Regions from separate parts of the Homo sapiens genome. Here region 2 is linked to region 1. The links are chromatin contacts, found by Hi-C or POLR2A ChIA-PET in ENCODE. All regions are on one chromosome and are shown on one strand. Each heading gives the region's core, a stretch centred on a gene start or an enhancer-like site at or near the end of the contact. The rest is flanking DNA. Distances are from core to core; before and after follow the strand shown.

Region 1 (6,056 bases), core at 2,374-4,873:
CAATTTATATATTGCACCATCATCTGAAACTTTTTTATTATCTAATATTTTTTAAATTTTAATTTTCTAATGAAAAGTTATTAGTTCATGCAGTAACTTTGGAGAACCATCTGGCATTATCTTCTATTATAGAAAATTCACACACATTGTAGCATAGCAACTCTACTCTTGCTATATACTCCAGATATATACCTAAGAGAAACTCTCGTTCACGTGCATCAAAAAACATGTATAAGAATATTTCTACCAGCTCTGCTCTTAACATCATAAATTTGTAAGCAAACCAAATGTCCATCAACAAAAGAGTAATGAAATTAGGGTATGGTCGCACATTGGGATATTATTCATTGATGTGATATTATTCATCAATGAAACTAAATGAACAACTGCACACATGAATATTTATAAATTTAAACAATATGTAGGAAAAAGCAAATTTCAAAAGATGAAAATATTCTCTTCATATAGTATTGAACTACAAAGTCCTAATAATAGGCCAGGCGTGGTGGCTCACGCCTGTAATCCCAGCACTTTGGGAGGCCAGGCGGGCGGATCACGAGGTCAGGAGATGGAGACCATCCTGGCTAACATGGTGAAACCTCGTCTCTACTAAAAATACAAAAAATTAGCCAGGCGTGGTGGCGGGCGCCTGTAGTGCCAGCTACTCGGGAGGCTGAGGCAGGAGAACGGCGTGAATCCGGGAGGCGGAGCTTGCAGTGCACTCCAGCCTGGGCGACAGAGTGAGACTCCGTCTCCAACAGAACAAAACAAAACAAAAAGTCCTTTATGACAAGTTATATAAATGTTACATAAATGTTAAAATAATTATAAAAATATATTTTCCATGATGTGTATAAATAAAAGACTATATTAAAAATAAGAGCATGAGAAGAATGGACACAAGATTTAGAATGACTGAAACTGAAGTAAGAATTTTGGGAAAAAATAAATTTAAAAAAAGATGTAGAATTGTGTTTTTCTTGGATGAAGATAGACAAGAGAATTGGTTGATTGAATACTACATTACTGGATTTGAACTTTTGTCAGTAGTCTAGATTTTTGCAAGAATGATATATTCATGGTGCTTTTTGATTGAACCCAATGAAATTTATTGAACCAAGTATTGTGATTAATCCAATTCTATCCAACTGAGGCATATTTAAAATAATAAAGTATATCACAGAGAACCTACACATAGCAGGCAATCAATTGATAATAGCTACATTTTTAAACATTCATTTACTGAGCATTTACTTTGTACCATGTATTTAAGGATGATCTGGAAATGCAAACATGAGGTTATAGTGTCTGCTTTACTAATCTGTAATTTATTTGCAGGTGTACTATTTTCTTATTGCTGTTGTAATGAATTGTCACAAACTTAGTGACTTAACAAAACACAAATTTATTATCTTACAATTCTGGAGGTGAGAAGTCCTAAAGTCAAGATGTCAGCAGTGATGCATTCCTCCTGGAGTTTCTAAGGAAGAATTAATTTCCTTACCTTTTCCAGCTTCTACAGGCTGTCTGAGTTCCTCGGCCCATGGCCCTTTTACTGCACCATTCTAACTTCTGCTTCCATTGTCACATCTTCTCTGACTTGGGCCCTCCTGCCTCCCTCTGATAAGAATCCTTGTGATTATATTGTTCCACCTGAATAGTCCAGTATAATTTTTCAATCTTAGGATCCTTAACTAAATTACATCTGCAAAGTCCCCTGTGCCATGCAAGTCAACATATTCACAGGTTCCAGTGATTAGGACTTGGATATTTTGGGGAGGCATTATTCCATCTATAATTAGCAGGTAACATAGGTTTTGTTTTTATACATTCATGATTTTTACTACTGAACTCTAAAGACACATATCAACCCAACATCAATCACAGAAATAGCTTTTTTCATTGGCTTATTTTTCATTATCATATTTATCATATCATTTATCATATTTGAAATCCATAAGAAAATGCATCATTTTTTCTAGGAAAAATAATAATTATACTGTATATTGCTTACAATAAAAAAATCACAATTTTCTCTGCTCTAGAGGATTTCTTTTGAATTGACAGAATAGACACGAGGTTGTGACTCCACCATGTAGAAAACAAGTCTGGTTTTTCTATTTAAGAATATACATTTTAATTATACCCAGTTTGGACTGCACTGGCTTACATTTCAGCAAAATATTTCCCATAAAAGTAAAAAATTACTCGTTTTCTTTCCTATAACTTTAAGAAAATCAGAGTTTATCTCCCAAAACCTCTTAGGTTACTCACCTGAGAAAGCCACATGTGTCAAAGTAGAGCATACCAGGAAAAATATAATCTTGTGGGGAAAGGCAGCCATTTGATCTCATATAAGACTCTTCTTTGATAAGGCCTGTGAACATGCCCAAGATTGTTTTTAGTTTCCCCCACAGCTAGCTTTTCCAATGTGAGAGAACACAATACCCTAAGGTGATACCATTCCTGTACACTTGCCCTGGTGATTTATACTGACCTGGTCTCCAGGAACTCAGGCCTGAGAGAGCCCTTTTGCTTTCAAGAGGAAGATGAAAAACATAAAAAAATGACTTTTTTTTTTCTGCCAAAAACTAGCTGACAATCACAGTTCTGGCCTGGAAGAAAAATTAGGCCCAATATTCATCAGGGCTGACTCAAAGTCTATTACCTATACATAGGTTCACCCTACAATTATCTAATTATCTCGCTGTTAATTACCTAAGCTGCTGCCTTCTTGTTAGTGAATACAGACATGTAAAGAATTCATAAGAATTCTGAGGTAACAGGTGTAAACTGAGAGCTGTCCTGTACAATCTTGGACATATAACCCTATAACATGTGATTCCCTGAGATGGACCAGTTTCTCCCACACTTAAGCCCTTTATTTCCCAGCTAAATTTCTCTTTGCCAGGTCAGTCACATGGGCTCAAATATAAAGAATGGGTTAAACATAGAATTGTTGGTCATGCTTAATAAAAATTGTGTATACCTTCCCTGATGCAAGAATCAGAAAAAAAAACAAAAAACATATGACATATGACCTTGAATTGAGTGAGATGCTAGAAATCAGAGTTTGGAGTTAGAGAGATGGCAGTTCAAATTCTTGGTTTAATGTCTCTGAGAAGTGTAGGCCTCAGAAAGTATGAACTTCATAGGATATTGAAAGAATCAACTGATATTAATATAAGTAGAGTTTAAACATATTAAATTGACAATTTGTTTAGCCCAACTTTTCTTTGCTAGGAGTGAAATATTTAGGCCCAGGGAGAAGATACCTTCCCCGTCCATTTCCTTAACTTGCTCACGCCCTACTCTATCCATTCTGTCTCCTTTCAAAATTGTAGCAGGGGCATAAAGAGAAATGAAGGAGAACCATAAATAAGTGTGACATTTTCTCTACTTTAATATGCAGAGGAAACAAAAGGAGGGTGTTAGAGGAAAAAGAGGGAAACCCACTGACAGAGAGGAAGGCTGAAGAGATCCCACCGCTGACTTGGACTAAGGAGAGAGAAGTCAAAGAGTGGTTACCTGGATGAGGTGGCTGAATATGGGCCTGCTCTTGTCACTTTGGATGTCACAACTAGCCTTGAGAAGAGCTGCTGTTCCAGGAGTCTGTCACAACTAGCCTTGAGAAGAGCTGCTGTTCCAGGAGTCTGTAGCCAAGGACGTACAGCAGTGGAGGCTGACTCATCGCATAGCTGAGTGACCAATTGCTTGGCATGAGTTTACTTTAATGGCTGTTTCTGAGTTTGATCCCTCTCCGGAACCAACCCCTCTGATGTGTCCTGTTCCAGCAGGAAGAGACAGACCTGGAGGTTCTGTACTTGTGATTTCTGGTTGTGGATCCTGAGAACAAGAAGTACTGGGATCCTAAAGTTCTGACATTTGCAAAGCAGATTAATGACCTACCACATTCCAGATCATTTGGTGATTTTGTGTGTGCGTGTGGGTGTGTGTGTGTGTGTGCCAAATTCAAGGTGGTCCCAGCCTTTCTAGTCTTCTCTAACCTTTCTTCTCAGAAGTCGCACCTGTTCTGTCTTTCTAGGATATAATTTTTTTTCTATTAGCCTGGGTAACACCCCAACCAATAAAGTTTGCAATATCCAAGCCTCCTAATTTCTCTACTTATTAGCTTATATTAAGCTTCAGCATGAGCAAGCCTAAAAACTCGCCATTATCTGGAAAAGTTCTATTTCACAGGCTTTAATCTCTCCTAGAGTAGTTAGCACTCTTTTGTGGCTTTGTGTTCCTGTACTAGCTTGAATTCCACAGTCTGACGTTAATAATTAGCTCCTTAACACGTCCATCCTCTCTTGATGTCCTGCTCTCTATTTTTCCTTCTTTCTTCCAAGTTGGGATAAATTCAGCTTCTTATTTTCCTGCTCCAGACCTTGGTTGTGGAGAAAGATAGAAAAAGTTCCATACAGGGGACTCTGTGATCCTGCTAACATCATTATTTACCTAAGCTCTTTAGACTCCAGTGAAAGCTTCTGATTTAATGTCATGTCCCTACTTTATGCCACATGTCCCATACCATTTTCTTTGTTTTATGCAATTTATTTCCACTATCTGATCCCATTCCACCCACATGACTTTGAGTGGAAAACTTCATCTCTTCATTGCTGAGTAAACAAACTTCAGGATGAACAAGCCCTGTCCACTATTTTCCCTTTTACTTTAAAATTCTGGAATTTTTATGATCTACGTTTTTTTCCTCTGTTTTTATTCTTCACTCCATATCAACTTACTTGGGGATCTACACCTTCATTCATTCTTTTCATTCTGTCGGCACCTGGCTATGGAGTTTACATTTCTCATCATATTTACTCCTCATAATAATCCTGTGAGGTATATACCACTCTGAGTCTTGTATAAGAGAAAAAGAAACTGAGATAGGGATAACTCAAAGGGATAATTCATTTGCTGGAGCTACCAACTAGCTACTAACCATGCTAGAATGGACAGAGATGACATTCATGCCAAAGACCATGTTGACTTGCTATCTCTACATTTGCTCTAAGTTTAGAAAAAAAAAATCCCTTCAATTTATCCTCCAACAGTCTTCTTAGAACCTTACCATGGATGCCTTGTATAACACATTTCACCTTTCTGGTAAAAAAAAAAAAAAAAAAAAAAAAAAAAAAGTACCCCTCTTCCTTTCATTAAATCTTGCTTTTCCCAAAGCCAGTGATTTTAATCTCTTCAAAATACTGCCTTCTAATTTATTAGAATATAGGCTCTGTTAAGGAAAAGGCCTTGCCTATATCTGTTAATAATTTTTACCTTGTAATCACAGTGAAGAGCATTGAATTTGCCACATGGTAAGTATTCAGTAAATAAATAGATATAAGGTGAAATAAAGTAGTCCACCCATCCCTTTTTTATTCGGTTGTTTACTGTGTTCTTGGATATTTTTAAAAATGTGTCTTCACAGATGTAATTTAGAGACATTGTATCTAGTCCACCAAAAAAAAAACACCTAATTTTGATGAAGGAGTCACATAAATTTTGGAAAAGTAATATTTTTATAATATAGTTCCTTTATACATGAATATGATGGGCCTTCTTTTTGACTTGCAGGGTAGTTTATCCATTTTATTTATGTACAGATATTACCTGAATGGTGGACACAAATCCAAATACAAATCTGATCTTGTTGCCCTACTCAAGTCCTCCATTGGCTCTTCATTGCTTATATTATGGTACTATTATTTATGGTAATAATACTCGGGTATGACAAAAGTAACATTTTACTTTGTGTAACTGAAATCAACTTGTTCATTTTACTTAAGGATAAAGTTACCCTTTATTTTCCCCCTGAATAGAAACACACACAATATTCCTTGCATACTTTTCATGTATGCAATGTTGCTTCCCTTCACCCTCATTATTTCTAGTGTTTTTATGCACATATATTGATTATAATGTTCAATCATTAGTAACCTTTCTTTTACAGAGAAAATGAGAAAGTAGATTGTTGTGATTTATCTGTCATATATAAGAATTTTATAGAAGATTAGCAAATTTTATAAATATGCTGTAATAGTGCAATTTTT
Region 2 (5,456 bases), core at 726-3,225, 74 kb before region 1:
ATGCTTTGCTTTGCTCTTCGTGGAAGCTGTCACAGAGAAAGTGGAAATATTCACCACAGTTAAGCAACGTAATGCCCTACTCCAGTCTGCATTATATTCTTTGTAAAGTGGGCCCCTATGTGGATGGATTTCCTGGTCAACTTAATACTATTTTAGTAGAAAAGTAATTCCCTTGAGGGAAAAAAGTCCTTGTGATCAAAGAGGACTGAAGATATTAGAGAAGGTGTCTTTAAGAAAATACCTTAAATGCAAATATATTGATGCTTTTCACAAAGCAAATGTTTTCAAATTCATGGCCAATTTATTCCTGAGAACACCTACTTATTTTCTCCTTGTCCTTCTAATCTTTTCTCTGTTTCGTCATATATTGTATATACACAATGTATATAATAAATATACAGTTTAAATAATAATGATAATGACAATACACATGCTCATACGTCTTATCAGTCAGTTTATGAAATAGCACGTGGGCTCTATCTTTTAAACTGTTTGTATGCCTCCCCTCCAGCTGCCATTCTTTACTGCTGCTCAGGCTACCAGCTCTCCTCTAATTCTGTTTCCATCTTCCTCTCTTTTAGGAAGGACACTCACGCAACCACAGATTCTAGAAACATTTCTTCATCTGTGGAGGTATTCAGTTGGTGGTGTTCTCTGGCCTTGGCTAAATAATACTGGTCTCTTTTGTAATTTTCAGGCAATGTAGAATTCACTATGGGGCTCTTTGTGCCCTTAGGATATTACATATGTGTTTTTAAATATATTTATCCTAGAGTTGGTTTTGATGTTGTTTTCCCTCACAGTAGAGTTTGTTTTGATGTCGTTTACCCTGACAGTTTAAAAATTACATATATATGTCAGGCGTTGCCTACTATGCGTCAGGCAGAAGAGATGAATATTTATTTGAGACACAAGGATGAACAAGACCCAATTCCCTACTCTTAAAGGGCTCAAAACCAGAAGATATATATATAATTTTATTTTGTTTCTAAAAAACACTTAGGATAATTTTTTAAATGTCCTTCCAGAAGCCCTAATGGAGGTTTGTGTCTTCATTTCATTGCAGTCAAGCCTCTCTGCTGACCTCTGTGGCTGTCCCTGTGAGTATCTACTCTAACAGGAGGCTCTCAGTGCTGTATCTCAGGATAGGGTCAAGTGGGAGTGGTGGTTGCGATAGGGTGGGGTTGCAGAAAATACTAGGAAGTGCCAGAACCTAAATTAGAACCACCCATAGGCTTACGAGGCAAACTTATTACAACTACAGATTTTTGTTATTATATTTTAAATCTACCATTTCCTGTTAGCTAATTACATGCCAGGCACAATATTATGTGCTGTATACATATTAGTTCATGCTAATCTGGAAGGAACTGTTATTGTCTCCATTCGAAATGCAGGAACCGAAACTCAAGAGATTAAGCCACTAACTCAAGGCTACTTGGAAGTGGCAAACCTAAATTTGACCCCAGGACTTTCTCTGCCCAAAACCCCTTAGTTCTTAACCATTATATTCTACAGGCTTCACAAATAATTTTAGTTTCACAGGGAGGACAAGTTAATATCTAAAGGGTGTGGCAGCAAACAGATGGTAGTTCAAGCAATTGGTGGGCCTCAGAGATGTATAAGAAACAACTGGAGCCCAGACAGGCAGCCAAAACAGAAGTAGGGTGGCCAGTGTTTTAAGAGTGTTTGCCACTGGGCTGCCATTCTAGAAGTAGTAAAGTGGAGAAGAGAGAAGCAAGGAGCACAACCTAGAGGTGCAAAGTACCAGAGGACTAGGCTCCTGGGCACATTACAGAGTCAGGGGCTCAGGCTGGGGATGCAGCAGTCACCAGGGGTTTCACGGGCAGGCAGAATAAGATTCAGAAACTGGGCACAAGGATAGAAAGAAACCCAAAGCCAGGCTTACTCTTTGATTAGTCATGCAGGGCTTGGCTGGGTGGGGCCTCAGTTGTTTTAACTTCCACACCTATTTGTGAGCATGAAATGCCTCATGTCCTAGAAAGGAGCACTTCGAGTCTGGCAACTGGGAGTGATGCACCAGTTTCCTGAACTCTCCAGAAGCATCTCACAGAACTCCAGTAACCTTTTTCCTATTTTTAAGCAGGTGCTCTTAAAAAGCTTAATTTTTTATTGACTGCTGTGTTTGGATTTAGAGTTATTTTTAAAGGAAGTTCTGAAATATTTCCAGAATGTGTCCATGTGGATGTGTTTTGTTAAGGAACATATTTATAACTCTGGATTCCATCTCCTTGATCTGCACCCTTATTGTTAATCAACATTCCAAAGTCAATACTTTAGCTTAAAATTGTTCTCTGACAGACATGAGTTACCTGTTTTACAAGGACTGGTTTATTGGATATAGTAATGTGTGGTTTGCTTAAATGTGAGGAAGAGCTAATTAAAAATGAAACAAAATGAGATTTCTTAGAATTTGTGTAGGCTTCAGTTCTAGCAACAGGTTTTGGTAATTATTTAATTGTTTTCATCTTATTTTATTTGTATATCTTTAAAAATTTATGGTAATTTTTTTCATGTTACAAATGACAAGGATTTTACGAGGTGGTTTTGCAAGAGATGAAAGCAATGTAATAAGGAATCTTGGGCTGTGGGCTGTGCAAGGTAATGGCCATTTTGATGACTCTTCCACAATCTCCAGAAAAGCATTTATTGCTCTCTATTGTTTGTATGTTTGTGGATTCTTTATAGGGAGCTTGAAGAAGCAGAGTTTGGGTTGATGCAGAATGCAAATAGATATATATTCTAATGTTGGAGCTGGATCGGGAGTGAAGACACTTGACTTCAGAGTTATCTGGGAAAAGACATCATGGTTTCCTTGCTTACTTGTTGACAGAAGCCAAATTCAATTCATTTTAATTTAACTTAGTTAATTTATAAGGTATTAATTGAACACCTATGGCATGCCAACTGCAAGCCTGCAGTATGCCAGTGGAAACAGATGGTTACAGAGCTAAAGTGAAAATAATATAAAGTATGCTAATTTAGGAGGACCAAATACATAAGAGATACTTTTTAAAGATAATGACATTAAGGCTGAAAGATGATGTGGAAATTGGTAAGATGGAAAAGTGGGAAAGAGAATTGTAGAAAGAGGGATGAGCATGTGCAAAATTTCAGAGTGCATGGGAGGTTCTGAGAGTGGTGACCAGTCTGGGGCAAAGTGTGGAATGGAGAGAGATGAGTTTGCAGAGTGAGGTGGCCGATATTGATGGGGCTGTAAGCAGTGAGACTCACTGAAGCAACCTTACCAGGGGAATGGATGATGAGGTCTATGTTTAGAAATACCACTCTGAAGGCTGTTAGAAAATGGATTGTGGGAAGTGGGTGGTAGAGAGGATAACAAGGAAGAGTGGTTGGAAAACATGAATTGGCCAACAACTCTTTATGCTGGTTTTCTACATTGCAGTCTCATGTGTTCACTCTGCTTGGAATGATGCTTCTCTCTTTTTTTTTCTTTTCTTTTTCCTTTTATTATTATTATTATTTTTGAGACAGAGTCTGACTTCGTCACCCAGACCAGAGTGCAGGGATGCAATCTCAGCTCAGTGCAGCCTTGACATCCAGCCTCAACCTCCCGGGCTCAAGTGGACTTCCCAGGCTTAATTGATTCTTCTGCCTTGGCCACCCAAGTAGCTGAAACTACAGACATATACTACCACACCAGCTAATTTTTTCTATTTTTTGTAAAGATGGCATTTCACTGTGTTGCCCAGGCTGGTCTTTATCTTCTAGGCTCCAGCAATCCTCCTGCCTTGGCCTCCCAAAGTGCTGGGATTACAGGCATGAGCCACTGTGCCTGGCTGCTTCTCATTTCTCAACCCCATGGCCAACCTCCCCCAACTCCAACTCACTGCTCTTGCCCACCATTTTCTTTTGCTGACTTCTATCCATCCTTCAGGTTTCTGCTTATAAGTTACCTTCTCAGGGAAGTCTTTCCTGATTACCCAGTCTAAGTCTAGTTTTTTCAAATATGTATATTTAAGATTGATGTATTGTTAACATAGTTCTTCCCCTCTATACTTAAAGCTCCATGAAGAAAAGACTAATGTTTATATTTATTTGCTCTCTGATTCATTTCTAGCAGCATCTGGCAGAGTGAATATTTAATAAATATTTGGTGAAAAGATGGATGAATAAATTCTAGGTTAATATTTTTAATTCCTTTAAAGAGTTTCTTTGAAGAGCACTTTTTTTCCCTCCCTAAATTCCAATCAACAAATTTTAAAGAGAGTGTTTTTAAGTAATGTTAGTGATGGTCTTGCATCATTCCGAAAGTTTAAAAAAAATGTAAAATAGAAAGAAAAGAAAAGAAACAACAAACACCATTGTACCTGAATTCTGTGGAGGTTAACATGGGTCATTCTGATAGACAGTCTTGTTCCCTAAATCTCTGATGAATTTGCAAGACCAGATCATAGCTCAAAAATGGATTGACTACATTTTCTTTTTCTCCCTCTTTATAGATAATATATAGGTAGGTTTTCATATGTTAAATTCATGGGTGACTCTGTTATAATCTAATGAAAATGTTGCTTAATTTCAATTAAATTTATTGAGCATGTTTCTATATCAGTTTTATGCAAGATGCTGTACCAAGCATAGGAAATTTCTTCACAGAATATAAACTCCAAGGTGGCGAGACCATATCTACTCTGCTCAACATTGTATTCTCCAAGGCAGAACACTGACACTGACAAAGTAGGCCTTAATAGATACTTGTGATTGAATATATGCACAAATGGATTACAAAGATTTACAAGGCATATTCTCTGGTCTTTAAGAAACTTATGATATAATAGTAGGATAAGCTAAATTTCAGGTCTCAGACCTGAGATCAAACATTCAAGAAAGAAAAGTATCAGAGACGTCAACTAATATGTGAGAAATTGCACAACTTTACCAACCATTTTTTTTTACCAGCCGCATTTTACAAACATATTCTCTGGTAGGAAACAGTTGGAGAGCAGTCCCAATCCAGAGCAATTCTCAGTGTCTTAAACCCAAGAGACATCTAGCAAAGCAGTGTTTTCTGATTCTTGTGCCTGAAGGGTCTCTCTTTATCTGTTCACATTTCATGGATGTTCAATAACTGAGTAATGTACATGGAGTGTTTTCCTAGCCTGGGTAAGAACAGTGCATCAGCTTCAGGGCCTTTAATTTTCTAGTTCCTATTACTAGTCTTAATTGGCCCTTTTTTTCTCCCTAAAATTATCTATTAGACAGCACCCAAAAGTAAAAAACAAATCTAGAAAATTCAACTCAGTTCCCCCCCAAAAAAAGAGTCAGGTGCACATTTATTTCCCTTATATCTGCTTTATTCTACAAAGAAATCTACATATGGTGATGAGTAGGCAATGTGGCATAGATAATATGGGAACAGAAATGTGACTCTTGTGAATAGATGCATTAAAAGATATTTTGGACTCACAAGATAG

The links. A loop is a pair of places that touch in the nucleus more often than their neighbours do. ChIA-PET counts read pairs that join two places held with the same protein, here RNA polymerase II (POLR2A).
Region 2: a loop to region 1 is called in a map of endothelial cell of hepatic sinusoid, with 6 times the contacts of the local background. The contact joins the enhancer-like site here to the promoter of SPINK13 in region 1. A Hi-C loop is called at or near these places in 1 of 168 maps with a recorded cell type or tissue (endothelial cell of hepatic sinusoid). POLR2A ChIA-PET finds 5 or more read pairs at or near these places in 1 of 52 experiments (PC-3).

The regions. Positions count from the first base shown.
Region 1 is chr5:148,266,361-148,272,416 of GRCh38, reverse strand. It overlaps SPINK13 (serine peptidase inhibitor Kazal type 13), which reads right to left and starts at 3,623. Exons shown (of 5, transcript NM_001040129.3): 1 at 3,529-3,623; 2 at 2,275-2,377. The coding sequence starts at 2,344. FBXO38-DT (FBXO38 divergent transcript) reads left to right here. Exons shown (of 5, transcript NR_105057.1): 5 at 3,413-4,110.
Region 2 is chr5:148,339,715-148,345,170 of GRCh38, reverse strand. The region is part of intron 2 of FBXO38-DT (FBXO38 divergent transcript); the gene reads left to right. SPINK9 (serine peptidase inhibitor Kazal type 9) reads right to left here. Exons shown (of 4, transcript NM_001040433.2): 4 at 5,319-5,456. Among named protein-coding and RNA genes, the nearest start is that of SPINK9, 6.9 kb to the right of the region's middle. Within about 2 kb of position 1,975, at least 4 of the 41 ENCODE cell types and tissues checked have a DNase peak (open chromatin) inside an H3K27ac peak, as active enhancers do; they include PC-3, where a contact is called at or near this core.